Linked DNA regions of Homo sapiens: region 2 is linked to region 1. The links are chromatin contacts, found by Hi-C or POLR2A ChIA-PET in ENCODE. All regions are on one chromosome and are shown on one strand. Each heading gives the region's core, a stretch centred on a gene start or an enhancer-like site at or near the end of the contact. The rest is flanking DNA. Distances are from core to core; before and after follow the strand shown.

Evidence for each region. Hi-C counts contacts between places; a loop is a spot of excess contacts on that map. ChIA-PET counts read pairs that join two places held with the same protein, here RNA polymerase II (POLR2A). Pooled maps may share reads with other maps.
Region 2: a loop to region 1 is called in a pooled map, with 4 times the contacts of the local background. The contact joins the promoter of ZC3H18 here to the promoter of SLC22A31 in region 1. A Hi-C loop is called at or near these places in 11 of 168 maps with a recorded cell type or tissue (CD4-positive, alpha-beta T cell, CD4-positive, alpha-beta memory T cell, CD8-positive, alpha-beta T cell and 6 more), 12 of 37 single-sample maps with no recorded cell type and 31 of 50 pooled maps. POLR2A ChIA-PET finds 5 or more read pairs at or near these places in 8 of 52 experiments (CD4-positive, alpha-beta T cell, CD4-positive, alpha-beta memory T cell, GM10248 and 5 more).

Annotation. Positions count from the first base shown.
Region 1 is chr16:89,197,642-89,203,734 of GRCh38, reverse strand. It overlaps SLC22A31 (solute carrier family 22 member 31), which reads left to right and starts at 3,198. Exons shown (of 9, transcript NM_001384763.1): 1 at 3,198-3,257; 2 at 3,919-4,022; 3 at 4,168-4,322; 4 at 4,544-4,712; 5 at 4,938-5,083; 6 at 5,185-5,293; 7 at 5,399-5,613. The coding sequence starts at 3,234. RefSeq lists a silencer at 2,042-2,131 and enhancers at 2,424-3,046, 4,295-4,918.
Region 2 is chr16:88,567,522-88,573,614 of GRCh38, reverse strand. It overlaps ZC3H18 (zinc finger CCCH-type containing 18), which reads right to left and starts at 3,212. Exons shown (of 18, transcript NM_144604.4): 1 at 3,049-3,212. RefSeq lists enhancers at 2,622-2,671, 3,762-3,811, 3,922-4,031 and silencers at 2,942-3,011, 3,192-3,521.

The sequences.
Region 1 (6,093 bases), core at 1,949-4,448:
GGAAATGTACAATGGTGCAGTCACTGTAGAAACAGTATGGTGATTCCTGAAAAAGTTAAAAATAGAACTACCCTCTGATTCAGCAATTCCATTTCTAGGTATATACATTGAAAATAATTCAAAGCAGGGTGTCAAGGAGATATTTATATTTCATGTTCATAACAGCATTATTCACAATTGCCAAAAGGTGGAAGCAACCTAGTTTACAGAAACAGATGAATGGGTAAACCAAATGTGACATATCCATACAATGGAGTATTATTCTGCCTTTAAAAAGAAGGAAATTCTAACATATGGAAAGATATGAATGAATCTTGAGGACATTATGCCAAATGAAATAAACCGTTCACAAAAAGAAAAATGCCGTGTGATTCCACTTCTAAGAGATACTTAGCTTAGTCAAAATCACACACAGAATACAGAATGCTAGTTCCCTGGGGCGAGGAGGAGGGGCTATGGGGAGTTACTATGTAACGGGCATCGAGTTTCTGTTTTACAAGGTGAACAGAGTTAAGGAGCTGGATGGGGGTGACGGCTGCACCATAGTGTGAATGTATTTGATACCACTGAACTGCACACTTAAAATGGTTAAGATGATACATTTTGTTGTGCTTTATCACAATAAAATAACTGAAACAAACCGGAACATGGGTGTTGGCAAGGATGTCGGGGAACGAGCACCCTTCTGTATTGCTGGTGGTGAAATCGAACCGCCGCTGCGGAAAACCGTTCTGCGGTTTCACAAACAGTTCACACCCTAAGGCCCAGCTATTCATGCCTAGGTATACACCAAAGATAAATGGAAACAGGCACCCAAATACTTGTACGAAAATGTTCATCGTGTCACTGGACGCAAAAGGCAAAAAGTGGAAACAACCCACTGTCCATCAACAGAGGAAGAGAGAAACGTGTGGGCTCCATCCACGGAATATTATTCACTCCTGAAAAGGAACGCGGGTCTGATCCCCGCTCCACCGGGGACGAACCTTGAAGACGCGATTCTAAGCGAAAGACGCCGGAACACAAAAGGCCACAGCACGTAGGGCTCCATTGAACGGAGGTCAGAACAGGCTGGTCCGCGGAGCAGGGCGGGGGCTGCAGGGCCCTGGAGGGGCGCGGAGAGCGGCCGCCGACGGGCGGGCTCTGCTCGGGTAGAAGCTGTTCCGGAGCCCGAGAAGGTGCTGGTCCCGCAACACTGTTGGGGGGGCCCCGCTGAGCTGAGCCTTGCGACCCGGTTTATGTGACGTGAGTTCCACCTCAATCTAAGTGTGAGGAAGCGAACAGCGTTCTGAAACGCAGAAACGTGCCCATTCGAATTGTTAACGCGAGCGCAGAGCCCACTGACAAAGCAAAATAAGACAAACCGGGAGTCAGAAAACTCAGCGACCCACAGGATCCACCGTGATGTTTCCCACAAATGTTACCGCGAAAACAGTCGGACTTGAAAATAAACGCGACCTACCTGGTTCTCGGAAGGGGAGAAGGATCCGGGCGAAAGGCGTCAGTTCTCCCTCGCTCGCCCCGTAGACGCAGCGCAGGCCCCGAGCTCCCGAGCGGCGGTTTCAGAACCCGCGGGTCACCCGGGAGCTCCTCCCGCAGTACCAGCCGAAAGCTCCCAGCGCCGAGGAGGGCGGGCGGCTGCCCTCCCCGACCTCGCCCCGCCCGCGCGGACGCCCCCGGCCCCACGCGGGGACCACCCCGGGACGCCGGCCGGAGCCCGCGCGCCCCCGGGCAACCTGAGTGCACCTGCGCCGCGAGGGCACCTGAGCGCTCCCGGCCACGCCCCTGCCACGCCCCCGGCCCCCACGTGCCGCCCTCACGGGGCCCCGCCCCCTCGCGGTTCGGCCGCAAGCCCCGCCTCTCAACCTTCCCGCCCCTCAACCTCCCCGCCCTATGCCCCAGATCGGGCCCCGCCCCTTTACGCCTTAGGCCCCGCCCTCACACCGCCCGCCCCCACACCCCGCCTCCACTGGACTCAGGCTCCGCCCCTTAATGCCTCGCCCCAAAGCCCCGCCCCAGGAGCCCGCCCTGGTCCAGGCCCCGCCCCGTCCCGAGCGCAGCCTGCGACCGATGGAGCAGGAGGCGCGGGTGCTGAGAGCTGCGGGCGGCTTTGGCCGGGCCCGGCGCCTGCTGGCCTCCGCCTCGTGGGTACCCTGCATAGTGCTGGGGCTGGTGCTGAGCTCCGAGGAGCTGCTTACCGCGCAGCCCGCGCCCCACTGCCGACCGGACCCCACGCTGTTGCCCCCAGCGCTGCGCGCCCTGCGCGGACCCGCGCTGCTGGACGCCGCCATCCCGCGCCTGGGGCCCACGCGAGCCGCGAGCCCCTGCCTGCTCCTGCGCTACCCCGATCCCGCGCCCTGCACCCGCCCCGGGCCCGCGCCCCGCGCCCGCACGCAACGGCACCCGGCCCTGCACACGCGGCTGGCTCTACGCGCTGCCCGGCGCCGGCCTCCTGCAAAGCCCGGTCACCCAGGTGCGCCCCCGTCCCTGCTGCCCCGCAGCCCTCCCCGCCCCCAGCCCGCCGAGGCCCTGGGTGTCCTTTCTCCATCCTACCTGGCGCCTCTGACCCGGGCCCCCCGGCCGTCCTCCTGGGCTTCCTGCTCCGGGGCGGCCGCCGGCCCGACGGTGCCGCAGACGGGCGCGCACGGGCCGGACCCGCGGAGAGGGGCCGGGCGGGGGCTGAATCTGGGCCTGGGAGCTGCCAGGCGCGGGGCGGCCTGGGGCGCTGGAGGATTGGAGCCGAAGGCGCCGGTGGGGGAGCAGGGCCTGGAATTTGCTTCAGGACCACCAGCGTCTTCAGCAGACCGTGGCTTTGGGCTGGCTTTCCAAGGCAGAGTCTCTGCTTGGAGGGACTGACGTGGTCAGCACAGACTGGGGAAGGTGGGCTTCCCATCAGTGAGGTGCGCAGAGGCTGGGCTAGAGACTGCATTGCCTGAAGGGAAACCTTGACGATCTGCGTGAGAAGAGATGGGGAGGCGGGCGGCAGGGACCTCCAGGCCCCTTTCATGCCTTTCCGCGCTGGGGCTGAGACCTGCACACCCCTGAGGCAGCCTTTACCCCGAGGCCCCCATCCCCCATCCTGGGAGGACTGGCCCCAGTGTGGAAACTGGAACGGGGTTGCCACATCTTCACAAGGGCTGCCTGGGGCCCTGGAACCCGCCGGGCTTCTCTCTCCACCCTGCTCCCTCCCACCTCCCACCTGCCCTCCTCCTGTTTGGTGCCTGGATCCAGGAATGCCCCATCAGCTTTCCCAAAACGTCAGGTTTGAAAGTAAAATCTCGGGCATAGCACGGCCCCCAGCAGTAGATTAAGCTTGCCAAGAAGACCCAGGAACCGGAAGGGGTGGGGGGAGGCGCAGAGCTGAGGTCAAGGGTCAAGGGCCTCACCGGGAAATGCCGCTGAGCACAGCTCTCCAGCCGCTGCCCGAGTCCCTCTTGAAATGGGCAGGGCAGGGAGGGCGTGGGTACCAGCGCAGGTGCTGGGGTTCATTTCTTAGGCCTGTGTCATGGCTATGACCCTTGGCCGGCTGGGGTGGGGGCTGTGTCTATGACGCCACCAAGGCCCTGGGTGTCCCCGGGGTCCCTCGGAATAGGAGGTGGAAACGGGTCGGACAAGAGCTGGCCGTGGGGGAAGAGCAATGGTGTGCGGAGGTGGGGGAGGCCCTATCTAGGGACAAGCAGAAAACTTAGGGTGGGCAGATCCCCCCGACCCCTGTGCAGGGGCTGCCGGAGACCAGAGAGGCTGCTGTGTGACCTGGACCAAGCCCCTTGCCCTCTCATGCCTCAGTTTCCCCTTCTCTCCACGGAGGGATTGAGCAGGACATGGAGGGCCCCTTCCAGTAGCCATTCTGGGACTCCCTGCACCTGTCCCCAGGGGAGGGTCCTGAGCTGGCCTCCACGTGGCTGCTGTTCCCCATAGTGGAACCTTGTGTGTGGAGACGGCTGGAAGGTCCCGCTGGAGCAGGTGAGCCACCTCCTGGGCTGGCTGCTGGGCTGTGTCATCCTGGGAGCAGGCTGTGACCGGTGAGGCCCCTTCCCTTTTCCTGCTGCCCAGCAGCCCTCCCCTCCGCCCACTCTCAGGGTTCAGCTAGACCTGGTGCTGCCAGGATGAAGGTTGGACCCTGGGTTATCCTGACCCTGTCCAAGCATGTCCCCCGCTGCCCACCAGGTTTGGACGCCGGGCAGTTTTTGTGGCCTCCCTGGTGCTGACCACAGGCCTGGGGGCCAGTGAGGCCCTGGCTGCCAGCTTCCCTACCCTGCTGGTCCTGCGCCTACTCCACGGGGGCACATTGGCAGGGGCCCTCCTCGCCCTGTATCTGGCTCGTGAGTACCCTGGGGGCTGCTGTCACTGGGGGAGGGGCAGTGGGTGGCCCGCAGGCCTCTGAGGCTCCCTTGCCGAGGGCCCCGAGCTGCAGGGACAGTGAGCAGTGAGTCCCTTGGGCATCCCGCTCCTGGGCAGGTCACCAATAGGTCCCCGCAGTTCCCAATGGAACTGTTCCAGTCCTCCCCGAGGCCTCCACTTCAACCTGTCTGTGTCTGCCCAGGCCTGGAGTTGTGTGACCCTCCCCACCGCCTGGCCTTCTCCATGGGGGCTGGCCTTTTCTCGGTGGTGGGCACCCTGCTGCTGCCCGGCCTGGCTGCGCTTGTGCAGGACTGGCGTCTTCTGCAGGGGCTGGGTGCCCTGATGAGTGGACTCTTGCTGCTCTTTTGGGGGTAAGTGTGGTGGGAGCTGGGCCAGCAGCCCTCATCGGGGCTGACTATGTAGCTTCCCTCTGCACCGACGTATCCCATGCCAGGTAAACGCATGGGTTACAGGGTCACAGAGAACTACAGTGATGTCCTGCCCCTGAGCCTGGGGGTGGGGTGGGGGCCCTGGCCTTTGCCTCTCCTTCCAGGAGGAGGTGGAGGGAGCCGTGGGCATCCTCACCAACGCTGCAGGTTCCCGGCCCTGTTCCCCGAGTCTCCCTGCTGGCTGCTGGCCACAGGTCAGGTAGCTCGAGCCAGGAAGATCCTGTGGCGCTTTGCAGAAGCCAGTGGCGTGGGCCCCGGGGACAGTTCCTTGGAGGAGAACTCCCTGGCTACAGGTCAGGCGCCTACCAGGGAGGAGGGAGATTCAGGTACTGGAGGAGGGCTTCGGAGAGGCACAGCTCCTCACCCCCCTCCCCTCACATCTCTGCGGCTACAGAGCTGACCATGCTGTCTGCACGGAGCCCCCAGCCCCGGTACCACTCCCCACTGGGGCTTCTGCGTACCCGAGTCACCTGGAGAAACGGGCTTATCTTGGGCTTCAGCTCGTGAGTCGAGGAAGGGCTGGGGTCCTGCACCATCCCCCGGGGTGGGCATATGGTCCCCAGAGTCCCCGGCTCTGGCTGGGCCCATAGATTTGCTCTCTCTCCCAGGCTGGTTGGTGGAGGCATCAGAGCTAGCTTCCGCCGCAGCCTGGCACCTCAGGTGCCGACCTTCTACCTGCCCTACTTCCTGGAGGCCGGCCTGGAGGCGGCAGCCTTGGTCTTCCTGCTCCTGACGGCAGATTGCTGTGGACGCCGCCCCGTGCTGCTGCTGGGCACCATGGTCACAGGCCTGGCATCCCTGCTGCTCCTCGCTGGGGCCCAGTGTGAGCTTGGGGCCCCGCAGGCCATACAGGAGCCATTGTGTTTGGGCCGACGGTCTGCCACACCAGGGGGCCATAGTGCCGACAGGGGAGCAGCCTGGGGTGGCAGCCCAAGGCCAGCTGCTGTTTGTTTTCCTCTGATCCTTGTGGAAGGCCCAAAAGGATCTTTTGTGACTGGCCTAAAGTAAGGAAACTGTCTGAGCCTAAAACACCTGCCCCAGCCACAGAGTGCAGCACAGGCATGAGAGGTCAAGAGGCCGGGCTGGGTAAAAGCTCTGCCCAGAGTTCCAGGTGGCCGAGGCCGGCCATGGACTGGTGTGGGAGGGCCCATATACTCAGGGCCAGCCACATGGTGTGTGGAGCTAGGTGCAAAATGAAATGCAGGCCTTGCTTCCAACGTATTCGAGATTTTAGGACGGTTCTCGAAATTGCAAAGACAGTGGACAGCACAGCAGTAGCTGAGCGTGGGCCCGAGTGGAGGTG
Region 2 (6,093 bases), core at 1,963-4,462, 630 kb after region 1:
CATGGTAAGACCCTCGTCTTTTTATTAAAGGTAGTCCTAAACTGGTATACACTGCTGAAAATGGGAAAGTCAAGGAGCTGATCCCCAAACAGTATCACAGGGGCGCTTGATGCACAGAGCATTTCTGCAGCCCAAGGCAACAAAAGCAAGGATGAAAAGCACCAAGGCTGCTAAGGCCTCTACGCACTGACTGTTCAAGACTGGGAGTCTGCGTGGGGTTGTGGCAGTAAGTCACCGGTGGCAAACTGGCAATTCTCTCTCTTGCCTAGCTATCGACATTAGTAACACCCTATACTATCTTCGTACACTTTTTATTACAATGTATAAACATCTTCCTCATAGAAGGGCAGGTAGTTCACATCTCCCCAGCTGCCTAAGCGGAGCGCCTGGTGCCCAGTAGGATGCCCCAAGCTGAACCCAGACCTGAAATATGACAAATTCTGATTCTCATGTTTTATAGTTTAATGTCAACCTTGGAAACAAAGTGATCTCTTAAATAAACCAACTTTTATGCAAAACTAAATGTCTCCTCAAACTAGTTTTAAAAATCACACAATTGGCTGGGTGTGGTGGCTCATGCCTGTAATCCCAGCACTTTGGGAGGCTGAAGCGGGAGGATCACGAGGTTGGGAGTTCGAGATCACCTTGGCCAACACAGTGAAACCCCTGTCTCTACTAAAAATACAAAAATTAGCTGGGCATGGTGGCACGTGCCTGTAGTCCCAGCTACTCAGGAGGCTGAGGCAGGAGAATCACTTGAACCCAGGAGGAGGAGGTTGCAGTGAGCCGAGATCATGCCACTGCACTCCAGCCTGGGTAGCAGAGTGAGACTCCGTTTCAAAAAATAGTAATAAGGTGCTACGAAGGGAAACGTGGCCTCTTAAGTGTAGACAATGAAATGAGAAGTGTAGACAGGGGTGTCAGTAGAAGAGTCTCAACTGATACCCACGTTTGCAATTTGTGCTCAGTTTGGTCTTCTTACACTATCTATAACTGAAGATTTTCAGCACAATTTAGAACTAAATCCTTAGTCCTCTGATCCACCAGATGGGTGAACTTGCCTAAGGAATGAAATAACAAGTGCCCATCGTCCCGTCTCCGTTGCTTTCTGCATTTGGCAGATGATACTTGATAGATATTTGTTGAATACATGACAAAAAACTCGTTAATTGAGGAACTACCTGTTGCCTACCAGAAAGGAATTTAAAATAAGTGCCCAGGAGGAGGAGGTTGCGGTGAGCCGAGATCCTGCCACTGCACTCCAGCCTGGGCAACAGAGTGAGACTCCGTCTCAAAAAATAATAGTAATAATAAAGAGCAGGTGCTACCTCCCTTCCGAGCAGCCCCTCTGGGAGGATGCACAGACTCCAACGGCACTGCTGAAATGCAGAGCGTTTGGGGACCTTCTCATTGCGAATGACCTTCCAAGCCTAAAGAAGTCTTCTGGTATTCTTAGTGGTGGCAAATCTTCCTCCTCTCAAGCTAGTCACTTTGATAAAGTGCTGCAAGTCAGAGTCTCACCTGATAAGGTGAGCTACCAACCACGTAAGTAAACTTTTGGTCAAACCTGGAGGGTGACTATTGAATAAGACTGATTTTCCCATATGACTACATTTTTACTACCACAACAGGAGTTCTAAAGAGATTCTGGCAAAGAAGCACCGATGAAATACAAGCACATTTTGGGACAATTACTTTCAACAGAGCAGTACCTATTTGAATGCCTAAGTTCTGGTACATCTGGTTAAAATTCTGACTCATAACCTCATGGACTTAAAATATCTAAATGAACGTTATCAAGGTTGGTGACAGACCCCACGTGCAAAGTGACCAAGCGTGACCACTAAACTCCTTGATAAAGAGGTACTCACCTTGAGATGCTCTGTAGCTGTGACAAAATACAAATCTCTGTAAACACGATGTAGGCCATAGGTTAACTTACCTGTTTGCTTTCTGGAGTGACTCCACAAAGCTTTCTTACAATATTTCAGCATGTCCCACCTACAACGGGAGAGGAGTTTCCGGCTTTGGGACACATTTGACTGGTTCCAGGGCTGGCTGGGCTCCATACTGCCCTTAGATAGTAAAATTATCAGGAAAAGACTCTCCTCCCAAAGCTGGGAAGCGGGATTCAGCCGAGGTCAAACCTCACCCGGATAATCCCAACTACTGAACGGGAAAGGACTACTCTACAGACAACAGGCTGGAGGTGAGTCTAACAGGAGACATGATGAGCACCTTGCTACACCCCAAACGGTACTTCAGATGCCAAACACTCTCTTCTTCCATTTTCCCAAATGGGTCTGAAGAATGACCTACTCTTGCAAATGAGTTAGCGTTGTTCGAACAAAGCTCATTTAAAACGGCCACTCTACCCGGCAAACTCAGTTGTCATAAAGTATTCAGGAAAAATGTTTGGCAGGAGTAAGGCTGTTAAGTTTCAGTTCTTCCAGCATTATAGCTGCAGTTGGTCTATATAAAGGACCCAGCACCTCTGATCTCCTAATCCAAGGGGCAAGGAAGTTACATACTCCTAAGAGACCGGCGCGCGTCTTGGGGCAATCACTGCGCCCAACCTGTGCACACTTTGAAGCTGCGGAGCAAGTTCCAGGAGGTTCATAAAGAGCTCAAAGTTCTCCGAAGAGCCCAGCAGCAGCCCGGGATGACCTACTCTGGAGGTGAATCTGGGCGCCTCTCACCGCCCCTTAGCCGGCGGCACACATGTGCCACGCGAGTGGCCCGGAAGAGAAATGACAGCTTCAGGAAAATAAACTCTGCCGCGGGGCGCGGAGGCAGCGCGCGAGGAGCTCGGGCGCCCAGGGCGCCCCAGGACCGCGGGGCCGGCTTACGGACGGAACTCGGGGTGGTGCCTGTCTCAAGGTCCCCTTCCCTGGGCCCGAGGGCCACGCTTCGGCCGGTGGGTCCGCACGGCCGGAGGCGCGCCGGGCTCCCGGGCCTCCCTCCCGCGGCCGCCGCCGCCGCCTCGGCGGCCTCCTCCTCCCGCCGCCGCCGGCCCGGCCTCCCGCCGCCCTCCCGGCCCCAGCTAACCTCAGCGCTAGGGCGGAGAGGAGGCCACGGCTCCCCTGGAGTCGGAGCGGCGTGGAGAAGACGTCCCTTGGCCCTTCCGCTCTTCACAGGTTCTGGCTCCAGGCTCGACACGGGCGGAACAAACGGGCTCCACTACCCGCGGGGGCCGGCCATTGTGCGACGTCATCAGGCCGCGACGGTAGTCCTACGGCCGGCGGGCTTCCCTCCCTCGCCCCGCCCCCTCCAGCTTCCTTCCGGCCTCCGCGCGGTTCCGCCCCCGCAGCGCGCGCCCGGACCCGCGCGAGCCAGCCGAACCCCCGCTACAGCGCAGGCGCCACGGGGAGTTCGCTTCTCAGGCGGCGGGCGTGCGGATCCGCGCCTGCGCACAGAGCTCCCCGCGGCCGCCGGGTCACGTGACGGGGCTCCGGCTGGGCCGGCGGGTTCTTCATCCCCGGGGATGATCGAGTTCATCAAAGTGGAAAACTTAAGGCGGTCTTCGTCGGGCTGATACTTCCTGCTTTATTGAATGTTGATATTAAATGCTTACCTCCGGAATTATTTTTTGAGGTATCGACTTTAGATTAAAAGCCTAACAATTCTTACCTTTCCCGTGGGCTGCCTGGCTCCCCGCGCGGTTCAACGCGAGCAGCGCCAGTGAGGGGACCTGTCGCGTGTCCTGCTCAGCGCGGTGTCCCACGGGCGCGTCCACAGCCCGGGGCGTCCAGGGGCTGCAGCGGTGCGAGCTGCTCTAGAGACGGAGGGCCCGGCCGGAGACCAGGGGCCGGCGGTTTCATCCTGCGCTGACCCTTGCCAACGACGTGGCTGGTCCTGGGGATCACAGGGCTTCGCTCATCCCATCTTCCTCCATATCCCCAAGGTGGAAACAAGGGGGCGAGATGTCCACAAACTGAGGAACAGACAAAATGCTGGCTGTCCATGCAGTGGAGTGTGAGTCAGTCATCAAGAAGAGTGAAGTTCAGACCCATGCCACAACATGGGTGAACCTTGGAAACATACTAAGTAAAGCAAGCCAATCGCAAAAGGACAAAACCTGTGCGACTCCATGCTATGGACCGAGTTCTGTCCCCCTAACATTTGTATGTGAAGCCTTAATCCCCAATGTGACTGTGTTTGCAGAAAGGGCCTTTAGAGAAGTAATTAAGGTTAAATGAGATTATAAGGGTGGGGTCCTGATCTGATAGGATTAGTGTCCTTGGAAGAGGTACCACAGGCCTGGCACTGTGGCTCACACCTGTAATCCTAGCACTTTGGGAGTCCAAGGTGGGAGGACCACCTCCTCCAGGAGTTTGAGACCAGCCTGGGCAACAAAGCAAGACCCCTGTCTCTACAAAAAAATTAACAGGGCACCGTGGTGCGTGCCTGTAGTCCCAGCAACTTGTTATGGTTACGTAAGAGGAATGTGAATTCAACCCTGGTGATTTTGGGTCGTGTCAGGAGCAGCCCTGCGACACCAGTTGGCACCTTCTGCAGACTCTATGTGTCGATAAGACAAGGTCCCACCCAGCAAGTGCCCTTTTCTCAGCTGATGAACATAAGCCTGCATGGACGTTACTGTCCATGGAAAGGAGCGGCCGGCACCGGCTGTGACAGACACGTGCCTGTCTGCGATCTGAGTTTCATGAACAGTAAACTCTGTTGGTCACAGCCTCTTTGGAAAACAATGTTAGTTAAAAGAAGTGCCCTGTGACCAGCAGTGCCACCCTCGACAGGGTTCTCCAAGTGGGACCCGGGCAAGCAGCCTCAGTATCACTAGGGGTTGTTAGCAATGTGCCTTCCTGGGCTCTGCCCCAGAGTGGCCGCACCAGTGACTGGGAGTGAGGTCCCAGGGCCCTGTGGTCCATGAAGAGCTCTCAGGGGATTCTGATGCCCAGTGGTACAGGTGGGCCACCGGACTGGGGTGTCATCTGCCCGTGGGCATGAGACATGAACAAGGACATAGCAGGTCTGTTAGTAGTCATAACTAAAAGAACAAAGGAGCCGGGCACGGTGGCTCATGCCTGTAATCCCAGCACTTTGGGAGGTCGAGGCGGGCAGATCGCGAGGTCAGGAGATCGAGACCATGCTGGCTAACACAGTGAAACCCCGTCTCTACTAAAAATACAAAAAATTAGCCGGGCGTGGTGGCGGGCGCCTGTAGTCCCAGCTACTCGGGAGGCTGAGGCAGGAGAATGGCATGAACCCGGGAGGCGGAGTTTGCAGTGAGCCCAGATCATGCCACTGCACTCCAGCCTGGGCAACAGAGCGAGACTCCGTCTCAAGAAAAAAAAAGAACAAAGGAAAAAACCAGAAAACCACCCAGATGTTGATGAGCAGATGATTGTACTGTTGTAATAGTAATCTGGTACAACATTTGCAACATCGCGGTTGTTAAAAATGCTAACGCATGAACCTCCAGTGTGTATACACAGATATAAATAAACGGGTGAAGACCATCTGTGAGGTTGCATGACAAAGGCAAGTGCAGAAGCAGACAGGGTGGGCACATTTCTTTTCTTTCTTTCTTTCTTTTTTTTTTTTTTTGAGACAGAGTCTCACTCTGTCGCCCAGGCTGGAGTGCAGTAGCGCCATCTCGGCTCCCTGCCACCTCCGCCCCCTGGGTTCAAGCGATTCTCCTGCCTCAGCCTCCCGAGTAGCTGGGACTACAGGCGCCCGCCACCACGCCCGGCTAATTTTTTTGTATTTTTAGTGGAGACGGGGTTTCACCGTGTTAGCCAGGACGGTCTCGATCTTCTGACCTCGTGATCCTCCCGCCTCGGCCTCCCAAAGTGTTGGGATTACAGGCGTGAGCCACTGCGCCCGGTCCACGTTTCTATCAAATTGAAATCATGAGCGGTTTTGCTGAGGGTGTGGGGCACCCAGAGCCTGCGGCCTGTGCTCGAGTGAAAATGGTGGCCCCGCTCCAGAAGCCTGCGACGGCGCTCACGGAACCGCAGCCTTCGTGCGGCGGCACCTGGGCCGTGCTACTCCTCTGTGACTTCCCGGAAGAGATGAGCTGCTACGTCCAGCAAAAGGCACATCCAAGATCGTTCACCCCAGCATGACTCG